Regions from separate parts of the Homo sapiens genome. Here region 1 is linked to region 2. A link is a loop called in an ENCODE intact Hi-C map of the cell type or tissue named here. Cell type or tissue: chondrocyte. All regions are shown on one strand.

What was found. A loop is a pair of places that touch in the nucleus more often than their neighbours do. Peaks named below come from ENCODE experiments on the same cell type or tissue, not always from the same donor. Only the 100,000 strongest peaks of a DNase experiment are listed, where the experiment ranks them.
Region 1: a loop joins it to region 2, with 3 times the contacts of the local background. A loop is called at or near these places in 33 of 110 quality-filtered maps.

Annotation. Positions count from the first base shown.
Region 1 is chr2:1,726,868-1,731,867 of GRCh38, forward strand. All of the region lies in intron 1 of PXDN (peroxidasin), which reads right to left. Among named protein-coding and RNA genes, the nearest start is that of PXDN, 15 kb to the right of the region's middle. RefSeq lists enhancers at 1,241-1,923, 1,924-2,606, 3,534-4,139. In chondrocyte, no CTCF peak of the experiment used is centred here; DNase peaks (open chromatin) are centred at 650, 1,424, 2,144 and 4,704.
Region 2 is chr2:1,651,380-1,656,379 of GRCh38, forward strand. It overlaps PXDN (peroxidasin), which reads right to left. Exons shown (of 23, transcript NM_012293.3): 15 at 3,021-3,129; 16 at 2,249-2,406. Among named protein-coding and RNA genes, the nearest start is that of LALTOP, 28 kb to the left of the region's middle. In chondrocyte, no CTCF peak of the experiment used is centred here; a DNase peak (open chromatin) is centred at 1,882.

The DNA of each region.
Region 1 (5,000 bases), 75 kb after region 2:
AAGACTTAACATAGATCTATGTGAGTATGACACTTTAGAAATCGAGAATTGCTTTTTAAAAAATAAAGACAGGGCTTTGGGAAGGGAAGGGCACACTCACGGATCATGTCCTGGACCCCCGGAAGGCAGAAAGTGTTGTCTCAAAAGGGAAAATCAGATGTTTCTTAAACACATAGGTCTGGTCGGTTAGACAAAATTGCCATTCTCAAATGCAGTGAACACTCTGCTTCCTTGTAATTTCCTGTTTGCATCCAAGTATCTGCTTCAACTAAAGTCAGCATATCAAGTAACCGCTGACGCTGACCAAGCCCTGCGAGCACACACAGCCCACCCTCCACCCGGAGAACCGCCACCGCCCCGTCACAGCCATCCCAAGTCCCTCCTGCTCCCTCCTCCTGAGCCTTGGACCAGCGGCTGCCCCTCCTTCAGACAAAGTTCTTTGGCCTCATATTTCAGTTTATCGCACTTAAATGTGCAGGATTCCATGCAAGCCGTAACGTAATAAGTAGCATCCATTGCAAGAGCAGCTACTGTGCTTGGCTGTGCGCTAGGAGGTTTGCACGCACAGCCTTCCTCACTCCTCAGGACCCCTACAGATGGGGAAGCCGAGGCTTCAAGGGGTGCGGTCACGTCCTCAAGGGAGCACATCCGGAAAGCACAGACCAGGACCCCAGCTCAAGGCTGGCACATGCCCTGCACCTGCTGCCAGCTCCACCACGCAGGTGCATTTTTCCTCAGCCCTCAGTTAGGCAGCCTTCCCATCCCTCTCAAGAACAGTCTCCACCGTGTCACACCACAGGTCAGTGGAGTCCAACCCCCTGCCCACCAGACCCCCTGTGAGTCAATCGCCGAGAGCCAGCTGAGTTCATCTCCATCCCCAGCACCTGCCAGCAGGGCCTCCACGTGGCGTGTTCTTTCTGACTTCCTAATAGTATAATTAAATATAACAACTTTAGAGTTGATCTAGTCTGAAAGGCAAGATATTTTCTCCCCTAAAGAAGATTGGTTAAGGACTGCTAAACTGTTCACTGTCTTGTGCTATTCTGCACAAGACTGTCCTGTTCCTTCTTTTGTTCTCTCTTCTTTGAGACAGGGTCTGGCTCTATTGCCCAGGCTTGAGTGCAGTGATGCAATCACAGCTCACTGCAGCCTTAACCTCCGAGGCTCAAGCAATCCTCCTGCCTCAGCCTCCAAGTGAGTAGCCAGGACTACAGGCGTATACCACCATGTGCAGCTAATTTTTGTATTTTTTGTAGAGACGGGTCTCGCCATTTTGCCCAGGCTGGTCTCTAAATCCCGAGCTCAAGAGATCCATCCGCCTCAGCCTCCCAAAGTGCTGGGATTACAAGCGTGAGCCACTGCACCCAGCCAACTGTCCTGTTCTCAACAACTAATGTAAACCCTGCAGCACAGATTCCGAGGCCGGTTTCGCTTGAGGCGGTCACACGGCAAGGGCACCTGCTGGCAGGGTCCCTGGGCCCTCAGCACAGAGCCTCTCTCTAGGAGCTACCAGCCGGAGAATACAGTCCCTCCGCATTATTTGCAGATTCCAAATTTGTGACTTCACCTCGAAAATCAGTACTTGGAGCACCTCCGCCATTATCTGCGGACAGGCGCAGAATGGGGAAAAATCGGAGTCACCTGATACCCAGGTCCACAGCTGAGCTGGTAAAGCTGACAACGGCCCTCTTGTTTCCACTCTCCTGCCGTAAACAGGGTCTTTTTCAAGGTCTATTTAGGGCCACGCATTTCACACTTTTTGTGCTTTTGTTGGTGATTTTGCTATTTAAAACGGCCCCAAAGCACAGTGTTGCCGTTCTGGCTGTGCTGCCCTCACGAGGAACAGGTGTGGTGGAGAAGCTCCACTCAGGAATGGGGGACAGTGTTCCCGGCCACAGCTCGTTAACAATGTCAGTGAATCAACAATGTACAGAAACAAAGTGTCCTTCAACAGGAATGCACGCGAAACAGGAGGATTTGAAAAAACTTTTGTGGCCACAGATATAGCCCTGCGAGTCCTCTAGAAGCGAGACAGGCCGAGCCCTCTTTTATTCAGCATTCTGGGGCTCTGCAGAACAGGACCACCATGGCTAACCAGGCTCCGCCCCGGGGAACAGCAGGCAGGGCGCTGGGCTGGCTGCTCTGTGAGCTCCTCCCAGTGCGGGGCCCGGTGTGACTATGGGTCTGGTAAGAACAGCTGACTGTGAGGCAGAGATCAAACAAGACACAGACAAGCCACACGGTGCGAACTGTCAGAACCTGGGATAAAGACAGAGCTGGCAAATAAACATACATGACAGGCACAAACGCTAGATGGTTTGGCTCTCAGGGCATACCGAAAATCAAACCATTTGCAGAAAAAACAAATTGTAAGAATCAAAATGCAGTCACTCAGCAAAGAAACATGAGCACTTACACAGGCTGTATTTCCACCATCCCGGGGTCAGAGACGGTGCCTTCAGCCCCTGACCCTCCCTTCAGCCCTCCCTCCTGACCCATTACAGGCTCCCCAACGAAGGTGCATTCTATATTAGTCCTGTAGTAAGTCAGTCACCACTGCTCAGCTACAGAGAACATCCATCCGCAGGATAATATGAACAGGGGCCAGGAAGAAAACACAACAGGGAAAGCCCACCGTAGGCCAACCACCATCCCTGGTGCAGATCAAAACCTCCCAGAATGTTCCTACAGCAGGGTGGGGGAGGGGGGTGAGGGATAAAAGTCTACACGTTGGATACAGTGTACACCACTCGGGTGATGGGTGCACCCAAATCTCAGGATTCACCACTGAAGAACTTATTCATGTAACCAAACACCACCTGTTCCCCAAAAATCTACTGAAATTTTTTTTAAAAAAAGATTTCTCTAGAAATGTGCCGTAAAAACAATCTAGACAGACACACACAAAAATGCATGCAATCACATTTTGGAAATATTGTTTGCAGGAGCAGAAAAGTAGAAACAAAGAAATGACCCATAATAAAAATTCTGTTAGGCAGATTTGGTCATTTCAAACAAATACTGTGTGGTCATTAACAATGATGATGGAGGCCTCTAATTATTGAACAGACACACAATCATAATATATTCCCAGATTTTAAAACCATACAAAGTGCATTATAGAGCAGAACATGTATCATGACCCAATTTTTGAAAATAGATACATGACAGATAAATATTAACAGGTAGACAAATACTGCTACGTACTACACACGCCTGAATGCTTCTGTGTGTGTGCATCTGAGAACAAAGCCCAGCTAATGTTTCTCCTGAATGACAGCAATGTGAGTAATTTGTTTCACTTTGTTCCTGTTTATTTTTAAATTTTTCTAACATGAACATGTGTAACTTGCATAAAAATATTTTAAAAATATGTTGTAAAAGAAAGCTGGATGATGCAATTAGTGGGTAAAAGAGCAGGCATCATAATTCTTAGCTTACAGCTTGTGGAGAAAAAGCTGCTGAGCCCTTGTGGCAAACAGGCCTGGCAGATTATACCCCTCTGTGTGCCCAACCAAACTCCACACCTACAAGAGGTGAACAGGGATGGGCAGTTGAGGGGTCCTGGGAGAGAAGGCAGTGGGGCAACTTTCCAAAGCTCTTACAAATTCATACACAACTTTAGAATTGCGCTAAGTAAACAGGAAGAGCCGGGGCTCCTTGGCTAAAGGGCAGCACCGCAGTCAGGCTCAGGGTATGGCGGACGGCCCAGCCACAGGCAGGGGAGGAGGCATGGTTTACATCTGAGTAAAACCACTTAAACATCCAGCTCCTGGTCCCCAGAAGCCAATGATCCAGGCTGAGAATTAGGGATTCCTGCTGGCTTCCTTCTAAGCCTCCACTGGTGACCCATTACTTCTCTAATTACCCAGGGCACATGTGAGGTCAAACCCAAATCTGTCCCATCCCTTAGAGAAAAGTCTTCAGTTAAGCAACTAGATTACAAGCAATCCGGCTGTGACCTATGGTTCCAGTCGCTGAAACCATTCTACCCTTAGCGCAATAATCACACTGGGCCATGATGCATAAACAAACTGCCTTTAATCCCCAAATGATAACAAAATGCTTCCTGTGAGAAGAGGAGGGAGAGAGTTTTAAAACTATCTGTGGTAGTACTTGCTACAGCCCACATTAGAAGCTGGGTTGGGAGGTGGTAAAATCACTGTAAGTCCCAGAACACAGAAGCAAGCAAAGGGAATATCAACATCACAGACCTCTCTGAAAAGTGATAAGCAGGCAGAGCTGCTCCATCCTTGCCAACAGAACACTGTTGAGAGCGCGCGCGCACACACACACACACACACACACACACATGAACTAGTGAGAGGAAGTTTTAAGAGAGCGAGCAATAATTGTGTGCTATTAAACTTTGGGACAGCTATGGCAAAAACTGAGAAGCTCACGGTCCACTTCCACTTCCTGGACATGCAGCTGACCTCCGCATCCCAGCACCCTTGCATCTGGGCTTCCTGGACAGGCAGCTGACCTCCGCATCCCAGCACCCTTGCATCTGGGTTGAGACGTGTGCTGTCTCTCCAGTGCGCTGGGAGCAGAAACAGCGCATCAGCTCCGAGCAGGTGGGAGCAGAGAGCCTTCACATAACCTCCTCTCTCCCCTTCCGTGACAGCTTCGAGGCCAGGGATGGATGATGGTGGAGCTTCAGGCGGGGCACAGCTGGGATCCTTGGGTCAATGTCAGAGCAAACATGTTCTTACCAAGCCAGACTAAACAGCTTGGCTTGTGACAACTACTCACCTCTGCCTCTGCCAGAAGTGGGCAGCCACAGACGAAATGGAGACAGATCGGCCTGACACATCCCACAGAGCTCAGGCACAAAACACGCAGCTATCCCAAGGCTTAGAGCTGAGCCTCCAGTGAAGAGCTGCCCAGCCAAGAACATTTGCACGGGGTTTTGTGTGAGTGGGGCAGGAACTCACACTGTTTTAAGGCACTGAGGTTCTGCCATTGTTCAGGACACCAACTAAAGCCGAATGGCCCTG
Region 2 (5,000 bases):
GACTGGTTTGCCCACATCTGTCCTCACCCCATGCAGAGTGGTCACCCAGCCCGATGCTTGAAAATGCATCAAACCATGTTGCTTCTCTGCAGGAAACCCTAAGGTTCCCATTTCATACACAGCCAACGACATATCCTTATATTCGCTCCCAGGCCCTTTCTGGTGGAGCACAAATCTCCTTAACTTTATCAGCCCTTCCTCACCCCCTTTCCAGCCACAGTGACCACCTGCTGTTCCACTATGCTCCAACGTGCCCCACCTCCAAGACTCTGCATGTGTGGTCCCCTCAGATGCTCCAGGGAGGCCCCCTCGCCCTTGTGGGGTCCCTGCTCACGTGTCACCTTCGCCCATGGGGAACAGCACCCCATCCCAGCCAGGGCACCACCCACCTCCCGCCTGCTGTTTCTCTCTGGGTCACTCGCTGGGGCTTCTTATGTGCAGGGGCCTCTCTCTGGTTTTCCATCTGCATTTCTCTGGAAGGTCTGATCTTTGAGGGCAGAGGTTTTTATTTCTTCCGTTTGTGACTGTAGGCCCTGGCCCAGGACAATGACTGGCATAGAGGGTGTGCCCTGACAGGCAGGTGGAACGAATAAGTGAAGAAATGAGTGCCTGCATGTGCACCTAACTGCTGCTTGGGTAAACAGCAAATGTATAAAATGATTTCACATTGTTGGGGTGATTTTACTCTTTCCTTTCTGTCTTTCCCTGAGTCTAAATCTTTCTATAATTGGCATGTAATGACACACAATGGACATGCAATTCCTCACAAGGAACAGCTTCCAACAGCCTGCCTTTGAGGAGACATTTCCAGATGGCTTTATTTCTGTGGTGGCGGCAGAACCCACTTGCTGGGCTGCCACAGTAATGTTTAAAGATCTGATCCTGTAACTAAATGAAGAAAGGTAGGGAGTAGCAAGAAATTACACTTAGTAACTCCCTCTTCATTCTCTGGAGAAGAGAACATGGCCTTTCTACCAGGAGACTGGCACCAGGGACTTGGGAAGGGGCTGGGACCCATGCCTGGTACCTCTCATCCTAGTCTCCCCCTGCACCTGACAAGCAGAAAGTGCCCAATAAATACTTGTTGAAATAACAAAATGGGCTCTGATGCTTCTCCCCAAGAATGTGCCTGGGAGGTGAGGCTGGAGTTTCACCCATCGAGAAAAGCAGAAACATCCAGAGGTCTCCAACTCCAACATTTCCTGCCCTGCCCCCACCCCCGCCCCCAGCCACGAGAGGCCAGGAGAGGATCAGGAAGCAGGAGCTGCGGAACATACAGCTTCACATTGGCTGGTGCCCAGGCTTCAGCACCAACAGGGCTCCAAAACCTAACAGGACGGGGCTGGCTCAGAGCAACACTCTACTCCGAAGACGGGCATATATCACCCTACAGGTCTCAATTCCACGTCTCTTTCATTTAACCATTGAAGAACATTTTTTGCTCTAATCGTAAAAGTTATGCTCAATGAAAACAATTTGGAAAACTGAAAAATTATAAAGCAGTTCTTTCATCCCACAGGGACAGCTACTGTTACATTCTCCTCCGTGCTCTGTGTGTGTGTGTGTGTGTGTGTGTGTGTGTGTGTGTACAGAACCATGAGTAACCAGCTGCTGCTGAAAATGATGTTTTTACATGAGAAAGTCAGGGTCTTCTATGGGTTCATCAATAGTACTACTACCAGCAAGGACAATCGTGACATGTAAAGGCATCTGTTATTTACTGGGCAACGGCAAAGTGCCAGAGCAGAGTGAGTGGGGGACATACCTCCCCCAACAGCATCTCCACACCAGCCCGAGGTGATCTCATCAGCTGGTTTCACAGACCCGGGACTCTTCCAAAACAACCCTCCTAATACGCGTGGCACCGCATTCCCAGGACACAACGTCACTCAGGGAGCAAGCACGCTGCCAAGTCCTCCCTTATGGCTCATTTGTTGCAGAGGGACTGGGCTTGCATAACCCACCCTGGCCAGGATGGCATAACCCACTCAGGGCAGGTGGACCTGCTGTAGCCTGATCAGCACTCCAAGGGACTTCACGTCCCCCAGAGATTCCTATTAAACCAAAGTGAGAGCGACAGGGCTGTAGGGCTCAAGAGGAATCACAGTTTAAGGAAATAATTTCACAGTTCATAAGCACAGTGGGAAAGAAAATGCTGGAACTCTTCCCTAGGAATGTGACTTAACTGAGGCGTGTTCAACCCCGTTACTCAGGCCATGGAGGAGGAAGAAAAGGCTTTGGCACTGACTTGTTCCGTTGAGGTCGACCATCAAGCCATGCTGTACATGCTCCTGAATGAGCTGCAATGTCCGTTCAAAGATTTCTCCCGCCCGTGCCTGTTCAACTGTGTAAGGATCCCTCGGATACCGGAACAAGGCCAGCAAATCATTTGGAGAACGAGGACGGCTAACCAGAGTTTAGGGGGAAGAAAGGAAGAATGAAACAAATTACTGAAGATAAAATTCATAGTACCCCAAAATATAATCATTGCTATTAATATTTCTACGGCTACTTTCTACAACATAATGTACTATACCTTCCTCATCCGAAGTGGGAGGCAACAAAACAAAAACAAAACAAACAGACAAAAACCGGAAGACACTAAAAACAAATAATTAATTAAGTCAATAGAGAAAATCACAGATATTGCATTTCACATAAGATGCAGAAAAACTGCTTTGGAATCAGCAACGTGAACAAATACACTAATGACTTTTAAACTATTTGTTTTTGCCAAATCATTTAGTCATAAGCCAAAGGAATGAGTTGAAATTTTCAAAGAATGTTTTGGTTGTGGATCATAGCCAAATTCTATTTGAAAAGCACACATCCTTCTGTTATTTCAACCCCCAGAAAACTCAGATGCCCATGTTGTTCATGATTTTTAAATTAAACATTTTGATCATCAGATAATCAAATCAAAATTCATATATTAGAACTGCATGCATTCTTTAATCACTCCCACCTTCACCCTAAAGCTCAGTGATTTGAGGGTCAGCGTGTTTACAGCCCCACGATACCTGTCAAACAAATGTGTTCGGGTTGAGTTTATAGCTCTGTCAACAGTCGCAATCGCTTCCACGATGGAGGTAGCTACAAACGGATCTCCATTTCGACTGACGTCAGGAACTAGGAAAATACAAAGTCGCGTATTACCAGGAAAAATACTGCACAATTACTCATAAAATGATGTCTAGACACTACATCATTAGCCACAAGGCATACTTTTCTCCAAATGTTATTTCTATTTTTCAAACCCAAACTCAAATTATTTTATCACAAATTCTACTAGAAGCCGTTTCAGACAGCATGAAAATTACAGACTTTAGCTTTTGAAATCATGTTATACCTAAGAAGAAGACAGGAAGTAGTTATAATGTGAAGCATGGAAGATCTTACGCTATATGCAACAGCATGTGGGAGGTGTGGACTGAGGCCTCCCTGTGTGGCCAGCCCAGCAGACAAGATGTCTGTGGAGACACCTCAGTGTCCAGCAGATCTCGTCCATTCCTCTCATCAAAGGCCACAGCCTCCCTGGACTCCGGGATCCTAACCCACTCCCCTCTTTAAAGATCTGCTGCCTCCATGATCCCATCTTCTCACCTGTGGACTTGTATCATTACACAGGGAAACTCCCTCCTCACACACACCACACACCACACACACACAATCACATTATACACACAGGCGCACACACACCACCTACATAGAACATTATACACAGACACACACACTATACATAGCACATTACATGCACGCCACACACAGATCCACACCACACATGCACCACACACACAGCACATTATACACACATGTCACATTATACACAGAAACACATACCACACACAATCACATTATATACACAGAAACACATACGCCACCTACACAGAACATTATATAGAGACACACCACGCCACACATAACACATCACACACACGCCACACACAGATACATACCACACACACACCACACATATAGTACATTATACACACACAAATCACATTACACACACACACCACACACATCACATTATACACACACATCACATTGTACACACAAACACACATACACCACACACACAAATCACATTGCACAAACACACCAGAGGTATGCACCACACACTGCACATTATACACAGACACACAGACACCACACACACACATCTGCCCCTCCTGACAGCAACCTGCCCCTCCTGACAGAAACCTGTCCCCTCCTGACAGGGACCTGCCCCTCCTTACTGGGATCTGCCCCTCCTGGCAGGAACCTGCCTTCTCCTGACAGGAATCTGCCCCCTCCTGACGGAAACCTGCCCCCTCCTGACTGAAACCTGCCCCCTCCTGACTGAAACATGCCCCCTTCAGACAGGGACCTACCCCCTCCTGACACATGCCACCTACACAGCACATTAAACACAGACACACGCCACACATAGGACATGACGCACACACCACACACACACAGATTATATATGCAGATACACACAAAAATCACACATCCATCACACTACACTCAGATACACACGACACACACATCACATTAGACACACATACACACCACACAAATACAACACACCCAGCACCTTATAAATAACACGCACATAGCCCATCAAACATATAGATACACACGACACTATACACACAGATACACACTACACATACCAACACCATAGCATACCACACATACTCATCACACTATAAACACACAGACACACCACACAACACACACAAACACACACCCCAAACACCACACAAACACACAACATACACAAACACACCAAACCAAAGAAACACACACACACAGAATCACACACCTTATCTACCCCTAAAGTTACTGCCCTCTTTCTAGTTCCCTCTTGTCATTCTTTTCTGCTTAATAGTAAGTCCCTAGTTGATACTTTACCAAATACTATAAACTAATTCCAACCAACTTTTATTTTTAGTGATGAAAACAGCTCTAACCATCTCACCCAATGACATGAACCCTAATAAATCCAAAGTTGA